2 separate regions of the Mus musculus genome follow, and region 1 is linked to region 2. Evidence: chromatin loops called from intact Hi-C (ENCODE). Cell type or tissue: gastrocnemius. All regions are shown on one strand. Each heading gives the region's core, and the rest is flanking DNA. Links, peaks and the distances in the headings are about the cores only. Region 1 overlaps Gm33432 (a long non-coding RNA gene). Region 2 overlaps Parvb (parvin, beta).

The links. Hi-C counts contacts between places; a loop is a spot of excess contacts. Peaks named below come from ENCODE experiments on the same cell type or tissue, not always from the same donor. Only the 100,000 strongest peaks of a DNase experiment are listed, where the experiment ranks them.
Region 1: a loop joins it to region 2, with 2.3 times the contacts of the local background. A loop is called at or near these places in 2 of 42 quality-filtered maps.

What each region holds. Positions count from the first base shown.
Region 1 is chr15:84,131,551-84,140,678 of GRCm38, forward strand. Gm33432 (a long non-coding RNA gene) reads left to right here. Exons shown (of 4, transcript XR_875517.1): 4 at 1-1,661. Among named protein-coding and RNA genes, the nearest start is that of Gm33432, 8.8 kb to the left of the region's middle. In gastrocnemius, for the core only: a CTCF peak has its summit at 4,137 (motif pointing right); a DNase peak (open chromatin) is centred at 4,131; H3K4me3 peaks cover 912 bases; H3K27ac peaks cover 2,165 bases.
Region 2 is chr15:84,255,798-84,264,925 of GRCm38, forward strand. The region is part of intron 1 of Parvb (parvin, beta); the gene reads left to right. Among named protein-coding and RNA genes, the nearest start is that of Gm33723, 20 kb to the left of the region's middle. In gastrocnemius, for the core only: a CTCF peak has its summit at 4,704 (motif pointing right); DNase peaks (open chromatin) are centred at 4,726 and 7,058; H3K27ac peaks cover 1,870 bases.

The sequences.
Region 1 (9,128 bases), core at 842-8,841, 120 kb before region 2:
CGCAGTGCATGGGGCTGCAGAGGCTGAGGCTGGGGAGCCAAGATCCGGATGGGGAAGAGGTTCCGCAGGACATCTGGGATGGCTGCCAGCAGAAGGGCCGAGGGTGCACTTCTGTGGGTGAGTCCTGCAGATATCAGGCGCCAGAGCAGGGTGCTGGCATCAGCCCTACTGAAATGAGGACAAAGAGAGAAGGGCGGGGCCAGAATGGCCTGAGACACTCAGGCCAGCCTCGGGCTCTTAGATAGGGTGCTGAGCCTCAGAGAGAACGCCCTGCTGAGGTCTTCTGAGGACTGCATGCAAGGTTCTCCTGCTTGTTCCCGTTGACCCATCCTGGGGATGATAAGGAACTCGCTCTGTGCCCACTGCACAGGGATGCCCAGAAGCCCCAAGGTGCACAGCCCTGAGGCCATTCCAGAAGCAAATATTCAGAAGGCGAGGGGGGTCTGTGGCATTGGAGATATAAGCGTCAGAAGTCCCAATGTCCAAGTGGCTCCCCTGGGCAATTCAGATGGGCATGAAGTGACCGGTACTGTCAGGCCACACTCCTGGAAGGGCAGGCCCCGTGACAGCCGGCCTGGCTCCCATAGGCTGAGCCAAGCCTCACACCCATTCCAGGACCTAGGCACCCACCCCACCCATGTCCCAGTCTAGAATGTCTCCGGTCACCTTGAACTTAGGCCAGGAATGTAGGCAGCCAGCTCTAGACACTGCCAGCTCCTGGGTTCCTCCAACACCGGGGTAAAGGCTGGTAAGGCCATCATGCCACCCTTCCTGGAATAGCTGCTTCTTCAGGTCACACTGGCCTTGGAGGCTCAGAACTCAGCTTGGCCTGCCTTTCCTTCTCAACCTCTCCTACTTTATTCCCACGGTGATGCGGAGTCTGCTGGTCCCTCTCGAGAATCTGAACCTACTCAAGACTCCCTAACAAAGACTATGCTCCGTTCTCCATGTGGAAGGAAGAAAAGTCTCTTAACTAGAGAGACAGGGTGGGTGCTGAGCCCTCTACACCCTATAGGGTGAAGAGGTGCCCAAGGTACCTGGCCTGAAAAAGGCCAGAGGGACTAGAGGGTGGGAGGTGCCAGGCTCACAATGATCTGGGGACCTCACGCCATGGCCTGGACGGGTGACCCAGAGAGCAAAGAAGAGCCCAGAGGACAGAAAGGAGCAACTGAGGGGGACAGGGACTGGAAACTATGGCCTTTCACCTCCAACCTGCAGGGATTTCCGTCAGTCCTGACACCTGAGAGAAGCCCTGCAGCAGTCTCTGTCTCTGTCTCTCTCTCTTTCCCTCTCCCTACCCCAACGTGTGTGTGTGTGTGTGTGTGTGTGTGTGTGTGTGTGTGTGTGTGTGTGTGTGTGTGTGACAAATCTCATACAATCCCATACTGACCTCAAAAACCCTACATATCCAAGACTGGCCTCAACCTTCTGCTCCTTGTGACTCTGCCTTCTAAGTGCTAGCATTAAGGCATGTGCCACCATCTATCTCACTTTCCCTTCTCAGTCTGGAGTCCCTCTCCTTACTCAGGTATCCAGGAGCCCAAACTCCTCCCTTAAGCTGAGTCTCTACCCTTCTCTGGAACACCAACAAACAGAACATCCACACCATCCATCCCAGCGGATGGTGGCGCACGCCTTTAATCCCAGCACTTGGGAGGCAGAGGCAGGTGGATCTCTGGGTTCCAGGCCAGCCTGGTCCACAGTGCGCATCCAGGACAGCCAGGACTACAAAGAGAAACCCTGTCTCAAAAAACAAACAAGCATCCACCTCGTCCTATATTCTCTCCCCAAGAGGCTTCCTACTGTTATTAATTCTCCCCATGAATCGTCAAGGAAGAGCCAGTTTTAAGTATGGTGAATTCTCAGACTCCAAGGTCACTGGGAAGGTGGGTGCTGAATGGATTTAAGCAAGCTGTGTCCCTGGTCTCTGGTCCCTGGCTCAATACAAGTACCCAGGAGGCCAGTGCGCTGTGGCTCCTGCCTCTCTAGTTACAGAAATACCCCCACTTCAGGGCTATTTCTAGAGGCAGTACCCAGCCAGGAATTCTGAGCCAGTGGCCCGCACTGCCCTCATATGAGGCAACTGTTTGTGTCCTGTGCAGGGTGGCCTGGTGCCTCACATCTGCCCTGTTCACTGGATCAGCCTGAAGTCTGTCCTGCCAGAAAGCACGACTTGTTCCTCTTCCACTTAAGTATGGGGACAGTCCCAGCTCCACCCTGAATTGCAATGATTTGCGACCAGCAGGGATCCACCAACCCCATCCACAGCATTGACCTGGTTCCCACAGAGGAAATGAGCCAGGTCCTTAACCCATACCCATCCTGTAACTGGGGTGCATGATCTCTCTCTCTCTCTCTCTCTCTCTCTCTCTCTCTCTCTCTCTCTCTCTCTCTCTCTCTCTCTCTGGGCTGGGAATTCAATAACCAAAATCAGGGTAGAAACCCCAGGCCGAGATTTTAGTATTTTCCCCTATACCACCCCTTCTCTCTCCACCCCCTCTTATCCCTTATTCACGGAGCTCTCAACATCCACATTCCAGCCTCTCTGGCCTGTGACCTCTTTAGATGGTCTCATCCTGTATCACTCCCTTTGTGATCCAACTATCAGAATAATTGTTCCCAAGAAATTCGAGGTCTCTTGGGGACCTTTGCTATGAGGAAAGAACAACACTGAGACAACACTGGGTCTAGCCAGAGGATGGGTTTATCTCTGGGAGAAAATCCCAGTCAGTGGACCTCACAGGAGGAGGGAAAACAGTGAGGGCTCAGACTACCCAAGGGCCGTCCTGCTTAGTTACGCATATCTCTTGCTTTCTATTTAAACTCAAACCTCAGGGCTGGAGAGATGGCTCAGTGATCACGAGCACTGGCTATCCTTCCAGAAGACCCAGGTTCAGTTCTCAGCACCCACATCATAGCTCACAACTGGCTGCATCTCCAATCCCAGAGAATCCAGATCCTTCTTCAGACCTCCATGGGCACCAGACACACACATAGTGCACACACATAGTGCACACACATACATGCAGACAAAACACTCATATGCATAAATCACAGTAAAATAAATTTGAAACCCAACCCCCATATTATGACCTGGAATATGGATTTGTGGGGTGGCTGGATCTGTCTCTCCTCCCATGTAGCCACATTGAATAAGACTCTTTTTTTTCTTTCTGCATTTCACTCTAAATCTGGTTAGTTTAATTGGCTCATGGAGGATGGGTGGCTGAACCAGGCTTGTGGACTCTGCTGTGACCCTATGACCAGTAATTGCACCTGGGTCCCATCACATCTGGTCACTACCAGCAGCTGTTCTGCCCTCAAAGTCAGAGGCCCTGCCACAATCCTCTGGTCCCAGGACCCCAACGTGCTCCCCCACAAGCTACTGTGATGAAAGGTTTTTCCTTCACACCCCCCACCCCCAGGTTCCATGATCAGGAACGTGCCAGCTAACAGACAGTAGGCAAACTGCGAGAAGAAACAAAGCTCGTGTATATATGTACAGTAACAAATGCCCGAGGTGAAGATTTACGTACAGGACTTTTAAAAATGTTTATATTATTCTTATTTATGTGTGTTTGTGCACATGTGTGCAGGTGTGCATGGATTCCAGAAGAGGTCATCAGATCTCCTGGCAGTTGTAAGCCACCCACAGTGCTGAGACTCCCGACTCCAGCTTAGAACCCAGCCACAGCCCCTTGTCTGTTGCTTTGAGCCACCGAGATGGCTCAGCAGTTAATCTCTGGGTATGTCTAAAAGGGAGATTCCAGAGGTTTATCTGAAATGGGAGGACCCACCTGAATGTGTCCTACACCATGCCTTGAATAAGACAGAGACAGTGATCTGAGCACCAGCATCCATCTCTCCTCCTAAGCACCAGCATCCATCTCTTTCTCCTTCCTGACACTGGCTGAAATGTGACCTCTGGCTTCATGCAACTGCCGTCATGCCTTCCCTGCTACGGTGGACTGTAAACACAAACTGTGAGACAAAACAGGCCCTTCCTTTTCTTCCCTTTTCTCTTTTTAAGCAAGATTTATTTATTCTCATTTTATATGTATTGATATTTTGCCTTGCATATATGCCTAAGCACCAGGAAGATGCAGTACTGGAAGGGGCCAGTAGATGGCATCGGCTCCCCTGGAGCTAGAGTTAACAAATGGTTTTGAGCCACCTTGTGGTTGCTGGGAATGGAACCCAGCTCCTCTGGAAGAACAAGAGCTCATAACTGTGGCGCCATCTCCCCAGCCCCAAACCCTTCCTTAATCAAAATGCCTTGGCCGGGTACTTTGTCACAGCAACAAGAAAGGTAACTCAAAGGCTGGTGAGATGGCTCAACGGGTAAGAGCACTGACTGCTCTTCCGAAGGTCTTGAGTTCAAATCCTAGCGACCACATAGTGGCTCACAACCACCTGTAATGAGATCTGATGCCCTCTTCTGATGTGTCTGAAATCAGCTACGGTGTACTTATGTATAATAATAAATAAATTTTTGGGCCTGAGAGATGACCGGAGCGAGAGGGGCCAACTGGAGTGAGAAGGGCCAACCAGAATTAGCAGAGGTCCTAAAAATTCAATTCCCAACAACCTCATGAAGGCTCACAACCATCTGTACAGCTACAGTGTACTCACATACATAAAATAAATAAATCTTAAAAAAAAAAGAAGGAAGGAAGGAAGAAAAGTAACTCAAATAAACTAAACATAACAGCATGTATCTGGTCAAATCTCAAATGTTCAATGAAATAAGCATTGACGGTGTCTAGATATCACCAACCATAATGTGTGTTAAGAGTTGCAGAAGTCTGTGGCTTTGGGCTAAAATCCTGTGCTAGGCCCTGCACAGGCTCAGGAGAGGTCAAAGAAATGCCCTCTCTGTTCTGGCAAAGACTTAACTGAGACAAAACTCCCTTTTAAAATAAAGAAAAGAAAAAGGGCTGTAAAGAAATTGCTGTCAGGAAGTCGGATTCCTCCAGGGTCAGTGCTTCTTGAAGTCAAAATACACAATGCTCACCACCTGCACTACAGTTACAAAACTCAGCCAGTCACAAACCGACGGGAGACTGAACCAACTGAGATCATTCAGAGTGAAGCCCAGGACCCCTTTGTGTGGGGAATGCATGGGAAAACGGGCAGGCTTATCAGCACACAAAGGGAAGGACATACCATCGGTGCCTGTAATGCAGGCACTTAATATATACCACACACCCCTCTTGCTTTTTTATGATCTTTTTTTTCCTATAGGGAGTGGGGGAGGATGGGGGGAGGGATAGAGAATTATATAGAAATGAGGAGTGATCTGTAGATGGGCACAGAGTATGTCCATACAGTGACCTGGGTCAAAAGCTGTTGGCCCAAAGAACAGGCAAAGGCTTTGTAGATGATTCTCTGCCAGGCAGAAACAGAGGCGTTGGTGTGATAAGAATCTATGCTCACCGAGCTCAGTCTTCCCTCCCTCTCTGAGTTCCCTTTCCTCCTGTGTGACCTCTGCACATGAAGATAGGAGGTGGCTATGTTCTTTGTTTTGGGGGGTGGGGGATGGAGCAGGGGGGCAGTCAGCTAGGATGAATGAGGGAGCTCTGAAGAAAGCTGCCGCCCAGCAGGGCACAAAGGGGCCTTGTGGGGATTTGAATGAGAAATGGCCTCCATAGTCTGGGGACTTGGTTCCTGGTTGTCGGCACTATCTGGGGAAGTCTAGAAGGTGTGCCTTGCTGGAGGAACCATGTCACTGAGGGTGATCTGTGAGCGTGTCAGGAGCCTTCTAAGAGAAGCTAAAGGCACATAAGTAAGTTTTCTGGAGAAGGCCTACCAGTCTTACACGGCCTGTGATAGGTGAGCTCGGAGAGGCAAGGTCCCAAGAGACTTCGTCCTGGGATTGCTTTTTACTGCTGATATGCCTTCTCTTATCACTATCACATAGCCCAATGGTCCCTGGGCATCAGCCCACCCTACTGAGCAAATTTCCTGCAGATCAACATGAAGATGAACTTTGACGAATTAGTCCTGTTTCGATGAATTAATGATTTTATAGAATTCCTGCGTTGATTCAAATAATTTTAGGAAGAAAGTTTTTGGGAAATGGTTTTAGCTGTTCTGCTAGAAAGATGTAATAAAGTTAGAATCAAGCCTAGAACATGCCCTCTCTTCATAGAATATTAAGTAAAGGCTGCATAGTAAGGAATACAGCGAGCTTTCACAATTACACTAGAAAGAGAAATCGGCTTGAGACAAATTTGTGATCAAGGAAAAACATTCATTCTAGGTCAGGCCCAAGGATGAAGCCACAGGTGCGCACTATGATAAAGCCAGGCCATGGGAAACTGTTGCTTTAATTTTATAATGAGCTTACAGAATGGAACACTGCTTTGAACTTACTATGGACATTCTTCTGTAACTCCCTTTTATGTAACACTTTATCTATGAGGTAACTTTCTAAAGAACTTTTGTGTGAGAAGGAATAGGAAGGGCAGAGAAGAGGAAGAAAGCGTGACATCTGGGGCTCTGCCCCATCCACCAAATGTATATATGTGTTTGTCTATATATGTGTGTGTATATATACACACATCTGTAGGTATGTATATAATTATATACATAAGTATGCAGGAACACATGTGGAGCTGATAAGGCAAGTGCTTGGGCCCGACTAGAATGTATGTATGTGTGAATGTGTGTACGTCTGTGTATCTTGCCTGACAAATGATTTTTTTTCTTCTTCTCTTTTCTCTCCGCCAATGAGAGGTCCTTGAGCCAGAGAGAAAGGAGCCCTAACACTTAAGCTTCTTCTTCTTTTCAAAGCCCTTGCTAACAGAAAGGGTTTATTAGCAGAAGCCAGTGGCTTCTGGCCTTAGAATGGCAAAGAGTTATAGACAGGAGAATTGCCGAGAATAAATACATTTTGGTCTACACTGCTAACTCCTTACCTCTCGCAGGACACCGGCATGAGAGATTGAAGCTTTGCCCTACTTTACAGTTCACTAGCTCTGCTTCTCACATTTGTTTGGTTCAGATGTGATCTTACAGGTCCCAGTTCTGTCTCCACGACTCCTGGCCATGACTGACTCTTATCCCTTTAGAGCAGTGGTTCTCGACCTTCCTAATATTTCCACCCTTTAATATAGTTCCTCATGTTATGGTGACCCCCCAACCACAAAATTATTGGCTACTTCATAACTGTAATTTTGCTACTGTTATGAATTATACTGTAAATATCTGATATGCAAGATATCTGATACGTAGATGGTCGGTGGTGGCGCACGCCTTTAATCCCAGCTCTTGGGAGGCAGAGGCAGGTGGATTTCTGAGTTCGAGGCCAGCCTGGTCTACAAAGTAAGTTCCAGGACAGCCAGGGCTATACAGAGAAACCCTGTCTCAAAACAAACAAACAAACAAACAAAAACTTTAAAAAAAAAAAAGATTTCTGATATGTGACCTCAAAAGGGGTCACTACCCACAGGTTGAGAACCAGTGTTTTTAGCAGCATTAGCCTAAACAAATTCTTTTTGTTCTATACATTTCCTTGGGCATTGCGTTTTATCACAGTAGCAGCGAGGTAACTAACACAAACCTGGACTGTGAGGAAGGGTCCAAAGCCTGTCAGCATGCCCCTGCTCCAGGCTTTGTGGTAGATCTCCTTCTGAACTCCAGCAGACTAGGCTCAAAACCAAAACGCACTCAGACATGCTAAACAAGCACAGGGTCAAGACGTATGCTGTTTATCTGATTAGAGAAATTAACAGCACAAGCGTCCTAAACAGGTCAGTTCCAGTTGGCATGATAGTGGAATTCTCCATCTTAATCCTTACACAAAAGAGGCAATTCTGTGTTAGATAACCAGGCATTTTTATATTATTCTGTCCCCTCACCTTGCAAGATATGGTATTTCCTTTTCTCCCCTTTTCTTCTTTTGGGGACAGGATCTTATGTAGCTCAGGTTAGCCTCCAGCTCCCTGGGTAGCGAAGGGTAACCTGGAACTACCAATCACCACACCTACCCACTTCCATCTCCTGACTGCTGGGTTGCCAAATATACATAACGTGCCTGGTTTCTGTGGCATGGAGGATGGAAGCTAGGGCTCTGTGTACACAGCATGCACTCTGGTACGCCCCTCAAGTGAGACTTTGAGGCCAGACTCTCCTTCTGTAGCCTAGGATGACCTCAGATTCATGGTCCTCTTGTCTGAGTCACGGAGGGCTGCTAAGTGGTTTTGAAACAACCAATCTGTTCTGCATTTTTACCCCCAAACCTTTTCCCATCTATAAAACCAGCTCCTTCCCCTTGGCTCTTTAGAACATTTATTCCAATTTACAGAGTTGTTGCCCAATTCCAGAACAGAAATTAGCCAATTAAGATTGCTAAACTACGTTGTTGCAACTTTGACCTTTGACAGCAGCATAGACATGTATGGTTCTTGTCCGGGACTGGTCCGAAGGCCCTGCTGCTGATGCTGATCACCCTCTGCACTGTTGTGTGAAGGAAATACTAAATTCTCATTAGAGGTGGCGAAGGTGGCAATGCCACTGACTTGCTGAATTCTGTCCATCAGTCTCTGATGCCCAGACCTTCCTGATTTACAAACGAGGGCAGGTCACTTTCCTAGTTAAACCTGTCATCTCTCCATTGCAGCCAAGAAAAATAGAAAGCTAGAATCCTTGCCTGTTCCTCTTGAGCCCTCTTGCCAAAAGCTCTCTGTATCCTCCCTTCCTCACTACCTTCTAGCCCCAGGAGCCTTTGTCTGGGCTTCTGGCTGGCTCTGATTGCTTCTAGGCAGCTTTGTTTTGGAGAGGGCAATCACATGTGCTGAGGGAAGAGGAGGGAGCTTTAAGTGCCATTAATGCTGCTTAAGGAGTTGTCTCGTGGGAGTGGAAACATAGCTTAGGGTAGATTGCTTATCCATCATGCCCCAGGTCTAATCCTAAGTACAAAAAACAATGAGAAAAACATTTTATGTGGCTTCCGATAAAGCACCCCAGAGAAACCTGCCAAAATCACTGAGTCGCTCCTACAGAAAACAAGCCTTGCTGGTCACGATGGAAAGTCCATCGCAGAGCGACATTGCCAGTCACCTTTTCTTGTGCGTGTGCTACATGACCTCAGACTGAGCCTGCCAGGGAATGGACCACACACACTT
Region 2 (9,128 bases), core at 424-8,423:
TACCTGGGCTGTGGGGCATCTGAGGAGCACTGATAGCCTGCTCTAGGCTGACAGGCCAGAAAGACCCTGCAGCTGTTACGGTGGTCCTCATGGTGTCAGAGTGCGGCACTCCTTGGCATCTGGGCAGACCCCATGTGGGCAACTCCCGCTCTTCCAGTGGGATGACCACACAGCATATGGTCACGTGTGATGTCATCGAAGTTCTGTCAATGCTGCACTTGGGTCATTAGTGCCGAGTGTGTCTGCTGATCAGGGACGGCTGACTGTGAACTTCTGGGGGCGACACTGCAGCCTAGTGTGTTTGTCTAGCATCCTTTGGTGGCTTTGGGAGATCATGTGGAGTAATGGATCCATGATGCCTAGGTGTTCCTTAAGCGTGGTCCTCAGTCTGAAACTGCCCACCAGGGTAGGGAATACACACCGCTGTAGTTATACTTACAATCAATAGCATCTGGCAGTCTTCTGAGATGCCAGGCATTATATGAGTTCATCGGTCACAGACCGCCCGAGAGGTGCATGGGGGGGGGGGGGTGTTACCATCTTCACTCTACAGTTGGCTGCAGAGTGGCAGGAAGGGCTCAGAGCCCAGAGTTTTCTGCGACTGCAGAAAAGCGGATATATTGCAGGCGAAGAGCGTAGAGTTCTATAGTGGCTTCCTCTTCTCCACTTCCAGAACCTTCTTTTGCAAAAGACAAAAGCAGAACCAAGAAGCCAGGACTGCTGGTACATACCAGTAATCCCAGGCTGAGGCAGGGGGATTAGGAGTTTCGGGCCATTCAGAGTTTATATAGCGATCTGTCCCCACAAAAGCAAAACACAAAACAGGCAGTTCTGCTTGGCTTGAACTGCTGCTCAGATTTGATTTCTGTTGTCCTGGTAACGAATGACAGGCGTTCAGCACCCTCTAGTTTGGTCTTCTGTGTACTTGACAACCAGGAGATGCTTGCTGTCTGGCTCTTCGTGCCTGTGTCATGTCACCTTCTATTGGGGCTCATAGAGCTGTCCCTGAGATAGGACAGACCTCTGCCCTTCCCCAGCTTGCAACCCAGACCCCAGGAGACACTCAGAGTTGGGATTTTCCTGTTCACTAGAGTTTGGTGAGTCTCAAGCCACCCCATGGTGCGATTGGCCCTCTCCATACTCAGTGCCACTGTGGGCTTATGGGGCCAGTGGGTGGAATTGCCACTGTGGTTCTGAAGTTGCACATGATGTGGCCAGTGGCCCTCACTATCTTATCAAACAACCCTGGCCTCTGTGGCTTCCTCAGGGGCTCCGCGATTGCAAGTCATGGTGATGCCCTGGGATCCTTATATGGTACATGTGCATCCCCCGTGCCTGGGCAGTGCCAGTAGCTGCTTGCTGTGGGTCCAGAGAGTACTGACATCCCCTTGGCTGCACGATCCTGACAGTGAGTTGTCCTCCTCCTCAGCAGAGGCCTCAGCCTCAGCCAGCCCTGCTGTGGCCCTGGTCTGTGGGAGTTGCTTTGCAAGAATGGACCCTGGGCTGACCTTTTCCTGGGAAGGTGGTGGGATGCTAGGGTCGGGGTGACGGGGAAGGAGGACCCGTGGTCTCTTGTGGCACCCAAGGGAGATGAGGACCTGACTTGTTGGCTGAAGCTTTTGTCACTCGGGTGGGCCATGTGGGTCTTTAGGGCGAGAAGAATGGGAGTTGGGACATTGTCAGGGACAAGTCATTGTTAGGATGACTCTGTGTGTGTGCATGCTACCACAAGCATGTGGCAGTCAGAGGGGACTCTGTTCTCTCTACCACAGAGGTCCAATAGACAGAACTCAGGCTTGGCGAGTACGACATTCCTCTGCAGAGCCATCTTTCCAGTCCCATCTTGTCATTGGAGTAACCAGTGGGAGGCATTTAGGAAGGGGTGCAGACCTGAGGAGAAGCCTGGCCTCTGGTCCCATTGTAAAGTAGCCCAGCATTTGTGTTTTTTTTTTTTTCTTTTAATTTTGGATGTGTGAGAGTTGGCCCAGTTGATGTGCAGAGCACTCTGAGACCTTGTAACAGTTTTTCTTTCACAGTAGAGGAAACTGGAACCCAGAAAGGTTAAACAACCTGACTCAGGCCCCTCACCAAGTGGGAATGGGGGAGTAGGTGCTGGTTAAGCTAACTGGCTCTCAGGAGGGGCACCAAACTTCCCTTCCACCCTGAACCCAGGCTGTTAGCCTGTTGTGTGACTATGCCTGCTTGGCCTATGAAATGCTTGGTGTTCTTGTTGCTGCTTCGGAGTCCCTGACAAAAGCCACTCAAGGAAGGGTTATTTTGAGGGTTCAGTCCATGATGGCAGGAAAGCACCCATAGGCAGGAAGCAAAGAGAAGTACTCAGCTCTTACTTGTTAGGATGTGTGTGTGTGAGTGTATGGGTGTATGTGTGCGTGCGCGTGCAAAGGGACTTCAGAACTGACTTGGCTGAAATGAGGGTCAGCACTTCCCTGCCTTCCCTGGGCACATCCCTGCTCCCTGTCAAGTGGCCACACTCTTCCAGCCTGCTGCAGTCAATAACGCAGAGGAAGTGGGTGGCAGGCTTGGATAGAGAGGTCTGCTTCCTGCTCCATGGAGCTGTCCCTGAAGTCTCTGGCCTCTCCCACAGCATCTCTCTGGACTGGGGACTTACTTCCAGCTGGATGCTGAATGGGACCAGATGAAGAAAGAGGAGAATGAAGATGGGCTAGCTTTCTCATGGGGACGACGGAGGAGCAGTACTTCCTGTCCCTGGTTTATAACACCCCTGCAGGCCACAGGCCCTTACATCGAAGGATATGTTTGCCAGGTTGTTCATAAGTACCCCACATGGCAGAAACAAAAGGATGGAATCTCATCTTCCTGGCAGGCCAGCCACCTTCAAAACACGGCTCCGGGGCCACCTCCTCCAGGGTCTCACAGAAGCTAGTGGCTTGTGTGTGGATTTGAAAATGTCCACAGTTCTCAAGAACTTGTTACCCGGGGAATGGAGCAGAGGAGAGAATATGCTTGCCCTGTTGGTCAGGGGCCAAGGAGGTGGCCTTGGGGACAAAGCAGAGAAGACAAAGCTTCAGGAGGAGGGCGGCTTATGGGGCTCAGCTGTGGCTGCAAAGGGCAAGCAATTAGCACACCTCCGACTGCTCCTGTGAAAACTATTAAATGGCCAGGCAGTGTGGAAAGCTGGAGGTAGCCTGGTCCCCAACTGCCTTCAGGCCAAGGCTGCTGGGTAAACCTTCGGAGAGGCTAGCTCAGGGGAGGTGGCTTCAGGTGCTGCGGGTGGCCGTCCTGTGGTGTCTGCCCATAAAAGCCAATGCCTGTTGGGAAATCTGTTTTCTAGAAGACCCCCCACCCTGACCTCTGTGTCAAGGACCAGTGGCTGCCTTGCTGTGTGGATCAGGGAGGGGCGGTGCTCTCTACAGTGAGGTCAAACAGCTCTTCCTTTCTGTCTAAAGTTCTGCTGCTGAGTGACCCAGGCTTGTCTCTTTCAACAGCTCTTGAAAGGCCAGTGGGAGAGTCTATCTGGATGTGCAAGGCTTCTGGTAGCCACCCTCCTTGTTTGTTTTTTTCCTTTCTGTCTTTTTGAGACAGGGTCTCTCTATGTAGCCCTGGCTGTCTTGGAATTCGCTGTGTAGACCAGGCTGGCCTTGAACTTACAGAGATCTGCCTGCCTTCGGAGTGCTGGGATCAAAGCAACGTGCCCCCCATGCCCTTGTTTGTTTCTGTAGGACTGTGGCAATGAGGCACCAGAACCTCATTAGTTAGAACGGGAGTCTGTGTGTTGCCTTACAGCCCTGAACGTCATCAGTCAGGATCAGGGCTGGGCTTTCCAGCCTTCTGGAGGCTTCGATGAGTTTTCATCTCTGACCTCTTCCAGTTCTGAAAGGACCCGTGCTGTCCCCGCCATCCCCCCAGCCATCAGCACACTGCATCTCCCAGTCTGTCTCTGTTCCAGGCTTCTCTTCCTGCCTGGAGACCCCATGGGGTTGCTTGTACTACCCAAGCTAACTTCAGTATACATTCATTTTTTTCATCACAGAAGGGGAAGCACCATGCAACCATAAAAGATGTAGGAGAAAGAGGTCCAGGGAGTTACAGCGAGAATCCCCAGGCAGGAATGATGGCAGATGCCTGTAATCCCACTCAGCAATTGGACCAATGAGGCAGGAGAAGGCCTGTGAGTCTGAGGCTAGCCTGGGCTACGTATCAAGATTGTTCTCCAAAGACCAAAATAGGGAAAATAACTGCAAATAAATGATTGATTAAAGCTGCAGATTGCTGGCCCAGTTGCTCCTGAACTCACTGAGGATTAGCCAGCTGTTCTCTGAGCAGTTTGCTCTCTGCCTGATGCCCTGAGGAGCCAGGAGACAAGCAGGTGACACGCCTGCCCTTTACAGAAGTGATGGCAGCTAAACCTTTGGCGCAGATGTGCCAAACTGTGACAATGCCTCGAAGAAAGGAGCTGTCAAGGGAGGCCAATGTGTTGGGGAAGTGCGTGGGATCCGTGGGTTCCAAGAGTGTCAGGGGCAGGGAGCGTGTCTACATAGGCTCTTAGCCCTGGCTCCTCATCTGCCAAGCTTGCAGAGTCCAGTGCTAGTGTTCTGAGCACCCCTCCCCCCGTCCCCGCCCCCCAACCCAGGTCTTTGCTTTTTATCTCAGCCAAAGAAGATTAAACTGGACCTGCCTCCCGAACGAAGTCTCGTCAGACAGCCATAGTACAGATGACCACTAGAGGGCGCCATGTACATAGCGTTCCTGCTCTCAGCCCAGTTTGGGGGCGGGGGGAGTGGTTCTCCCCGTGGCAGGTGTACAGTAGAGCTCTTTTGTTGTTGTTGTTAATGGCTTAATGATTTAATCTTCTTATTTTCTCAGCAGAACCGCTTTGGACTTCTGGGTATGTGGGAACATTACCGATCAGATTAATTACCGCTGGTTCCACAGCTGGGAAGCGGGCCTCGCCGGCTCCGCTGAGGAGTGACTCTCCTGCTGCCATTTCTGCTCTCATTCCTGTTCTACACAGTGCATTTCTCTATCTGTATTGAGCTTGACCAGGCTTGTTCTGCCGCTTCGAGCGACCAGCAGATTTCATTCCCAGTCTGCCTTGGTGAGCAAGCAACCTGTATAGCTTTCTCAGAGGGATGGCACGATGTGTGTTCACCACCGGCAGGGAAATCTGCATTTTGCTCTTTTGCTGTTTATTTGTTTGTTTGTATTTGGGGTGTTGCACGCTCTTCTCTCTCCGAATTCTTCTGCACCTCCCCCCAACCATGATTAAAATCACTTGTCGAAAGGCAGTGGAATTGATTGAAAGGAAGTGGGATCAAAAGCAACCCTTCCTAAGTTGGGGACTCCAAGGCTTGCGGCAAAAGGCCTGCTGTGTGGCCTGGGGTTAAGAGTCATTGATCATCAGCACCTGAGCTGAGGGTCTGAGCCAAGAGAACAGATGATGATCAGGGGAGCCCTTCTGTGCGGGGCTGGGGTGTAGGGTGCAGCTTCAAAAGCAGGGAATCAAGTCATAGGGCTGAAGTCCTCTAGACTAGCCAGTATGCTGTGTGACTCTGCAGTGGTGACACTGGCTGGACATGGTGTCACATACTGTAGTCCCAGCACTTTGGGAGGCCCGAGGCAGGAGGATTGAGAGTTCCAGGACAGCCTGAGCCACCGGGCTGGCTAGTTTTATGACAACTTGACACAAGCTATAGTCATCTGGGAGGAGGGAACCTCAATTGGAAAAAGGTCTCCATAAGGTTGGGCTGTGGGCAAGCCTATTAGAGCATTTTCTTAATTAGTGATTGATGGGGGAGGGCAGTGATTAGTGATTGTGGGCAGGGCCATCCCCAGGCTGGTGGTCCTGGGTTCTATAAGAAAGCAGGTTGAGCAAGGCAGGGGAAGCAAGCCAGTAAGCAGCACCTCTCCATGGCCTCTGCATCAGCTCCTGCCTCCAGGTTCCTGTCCTGCCTGAGTTCCTGTCCTGACTTCCTTCAGTGAGGGACTATGATCTGGAGGCATAAACCAAACCAGCCCTTTCGCCATAGCAATAGTAACCTTAACTAAGACAGTGTCCAAAAGGAAGGACTAGGGACGTAATTCAATGGCAGAGCATTTGCCTAGTGTGTGTGAGTCCCTGGGTTTGACCCTAGCGGCAACCTGGGGTACCTGAAGTTGAGGTTCCAGCAGTCTCTGACCTTCCCCAGTGGCCTGTGCTGTTTGCTGGCCCTCACTGCTCCATAGCTGTGGTCCACACTTCCTTTCCCCCTGGACTGGGCCTGCATTTTCAGCTTTACCACAGCCCTTTGAGCTTAGATGGCCCTGAGCCTCCCATAGGCACTGTGCTGGTTTGAGTCTGACACCTGCTCTTTGCAGGGACTTTGGAGGGCCTGTGCCTCTGCAGCGTCGTCTGCAGCCAGGGATGAGCCATGCTTCATCCTGCTTATTCCCGTAGCCTTGGTGTGCATGTGCGGAGATCTTACAACCCACACCTCAGGAGCCTGGGCAGAGATTCCAGGAGCTTCCGAATTGGTTGAGCCTCGTCTTTAGGGTGGGTGTTTGACATCTGGGTCCTTTGAGAATTGGTGACGTTGGTACCTGCTCTCCGAATCCCCTGAGCATTGTTTGGTGAGGTCCTCTGCCCTTGGCACTGGCTTCCAAGCTGAGCCTTCCAGAACATGGATTTGACTCAGTTCTCTTCAGGTGAGCTCAGGTGAAGTGAGTAAGTGCCCAAATGTGGCCCAGCTATGTGATGGGGTGAGGAGTAGGGGCAGAGAGACTTAAATCTTATCCTTAGCCACTCTCCATGTAGCGGAAAGTTGTTACAACGGCCCTGTGATCCTGCCTACCTACTATTATCTGTCCCCTGTGGTAAGAGATGCGGTGTCCACAGCTGTTCCGTGAGGCTTTCCTCCCTGTTTCTCTGTCTGGATTGTAGGGACCTTCAGAACTGGAAGATGACTTCCGGGCATGCATAGGCAGATGGGAAATTCTGGATGCAGTTCCAACAGTAACTGTGGGACGTGGTGCCAGGGAGGATGCCCAGGCTGAGTAAAGGCACCGTGGTCTGAGCTCTTAGGGGAGGCAGTGTCTGCCAGAGGGGGCAGAACAAGAGGTGCTAGAAAAGTCAGTTGGCTGGGGACACTGTGGCAGGTGTGGACCGGATTCTGGAGGCAGAGGAGGACTGTGCTGGGGGGATGGACTGGATGGGTCAGTGGTTAGGGAGCACACTGGCTTGGGTTAGAGGAGGGCAAACCCAAGGTGTTAGAGACCAGTCAAAGCTCACATCTGGCTGACAATGGGCTCACCTCCAGAATTCTCCCTGTTGTGTTTAGGGCAGTGGTTCTCAACCTTCCTGATGCTGCGACCCTTTAATACAGTTCCTCATGCTGTGGTGACCCCCACCCCCGCAACCACCAAATTATTTCATCGCTACTTCATAACTGTAATTTCGCTCCTGTTATGAATCATAATGTAAATATCTGATATGCAGGGTATCTGATAATGCAACCCCAAAGGGGGTCTTGACCCTCAGGTTGAGAGCCTACAGGATAGAGGGTGGATTGAAGAAGCCCATGAGGTTTTGCATGTGAGGAGACAGCTAGGCTGCCTTTTATCCTTCAAGGACCGTGTTCTCTGTGAGCGAGGCCGCCTTGGCTCTCCCACCCCTGATTCAGCCTGCCCAGGGAGCCTATATGGAAAGCTTGACATTTTATTGTGAACCCGGAAACCTTCTTCCTATTGAAGTTATTTTTTCTGTAGTTCTAAAATTTTCCTGATCACCCTGGGGGACAGAGGGGAAGAAAAAGACTGTGTGAGGGCTGAAGGAATTGTCTGTTTAACCCTAGCTCCGAGCTTCAGCTTCACACACACACACACACACACACACACACACACACAGAGAGAGAGAGAGAGAGACACACACACACACATGATATCAGGCATTGTGCACTCCTCAGACCTAGTTCCTGAGACAGATGCATTCTGCCTGGCATGGGGGAGGGGAGTGTCTCTGTGTCAGGGAAACCTGTGTGAATACTTGGTCTGCCCTTCAAAGTAGAGGAGGCTGAGGGTGGCTCAAGGCTGCCTCCCCTGCCCCCACTCAACCCCTAATCTCCTGGCAGCATCCTTCCTCTTGCCTCTATAAGACTGTGTTGTGGTAATTGGGTTCTTGGTGACCCACGACTGCTGGGCTAATGTGAGCCTTAATGGGAGACCTCTTTTCCATCAGTGAAATGGCCAGAGGTGATCTGTAGGTGACAGTCACTGTCTGTGCTCTGGGTAGCTATCCCTGGCTGAAGTCTCTTTGCTCTCTCTACTTGCCATGCATCCTCTGTACACGAAGCCTGGGCCTGGCTTTGTGCTGGATGCATGACCACGGGGATGATCTGAGGCCTGGTCCTGGGTATGAGTATGTCCCCAGGCTAAGAGTTTGCCGCTGTCACATGAACGGTGAATCATGGGAACCTAGAAGAGTGGCCCTAGTTCCTTCCAGGGTGGCGGGTACACTGAGAGGGTATTCTAGGCACTTTTAAAGAGGTAAGATAAGAGAAGGCCTCTTCCAGGGTCCGCCAGTATCGGGGTGTGGTCTACAGGACCTGGCTCCAACTGGCTTTGAGGAAGGTACAGGGGTGGGGAAGGAGGGGATACTGCTAGATTTATGGAAGGCCAGTCTCTCATCAGGAATCTCTGGGAACCCCCAAGGGCTTTACTCTGGAGCTCTCCACCCTGGGCAATGACTGGGACAGCTTGGGGTGCTGAGAAGATGGCTGAGTCTGATGGGATCCCCTCTGTTTAACATGATAGTTGACCGAAAGGCCCAGAGTGTCCCGGTGTCAGGTATGGCTCTCACAGACAGTTACATCACACTGGTACCTGTGGAGTGAGCCAGTGCAAACTTGGCTATTGGAGCTGGAGTATGATGGCAGAGAGTGGCCATCCGCAGGTGAGCTGGAGGCAGGCTCCACCCTCCAACAGCCTTCCTGGATCCCAGAGGCTCTCGGGATCTTACTTAGACAGTCTCAACTGGGCGCATCTGCAGCAGTGGCTCCTGATGTGGGGCCACTGGCCTCCTTTTCAATGTACCTCATTAAGATGCACACACTTTTATTTTTAGTGTCTGAACCTATTTTTTTCTTGTGAAGTAGAATGGAACCTTATGCCCCAGC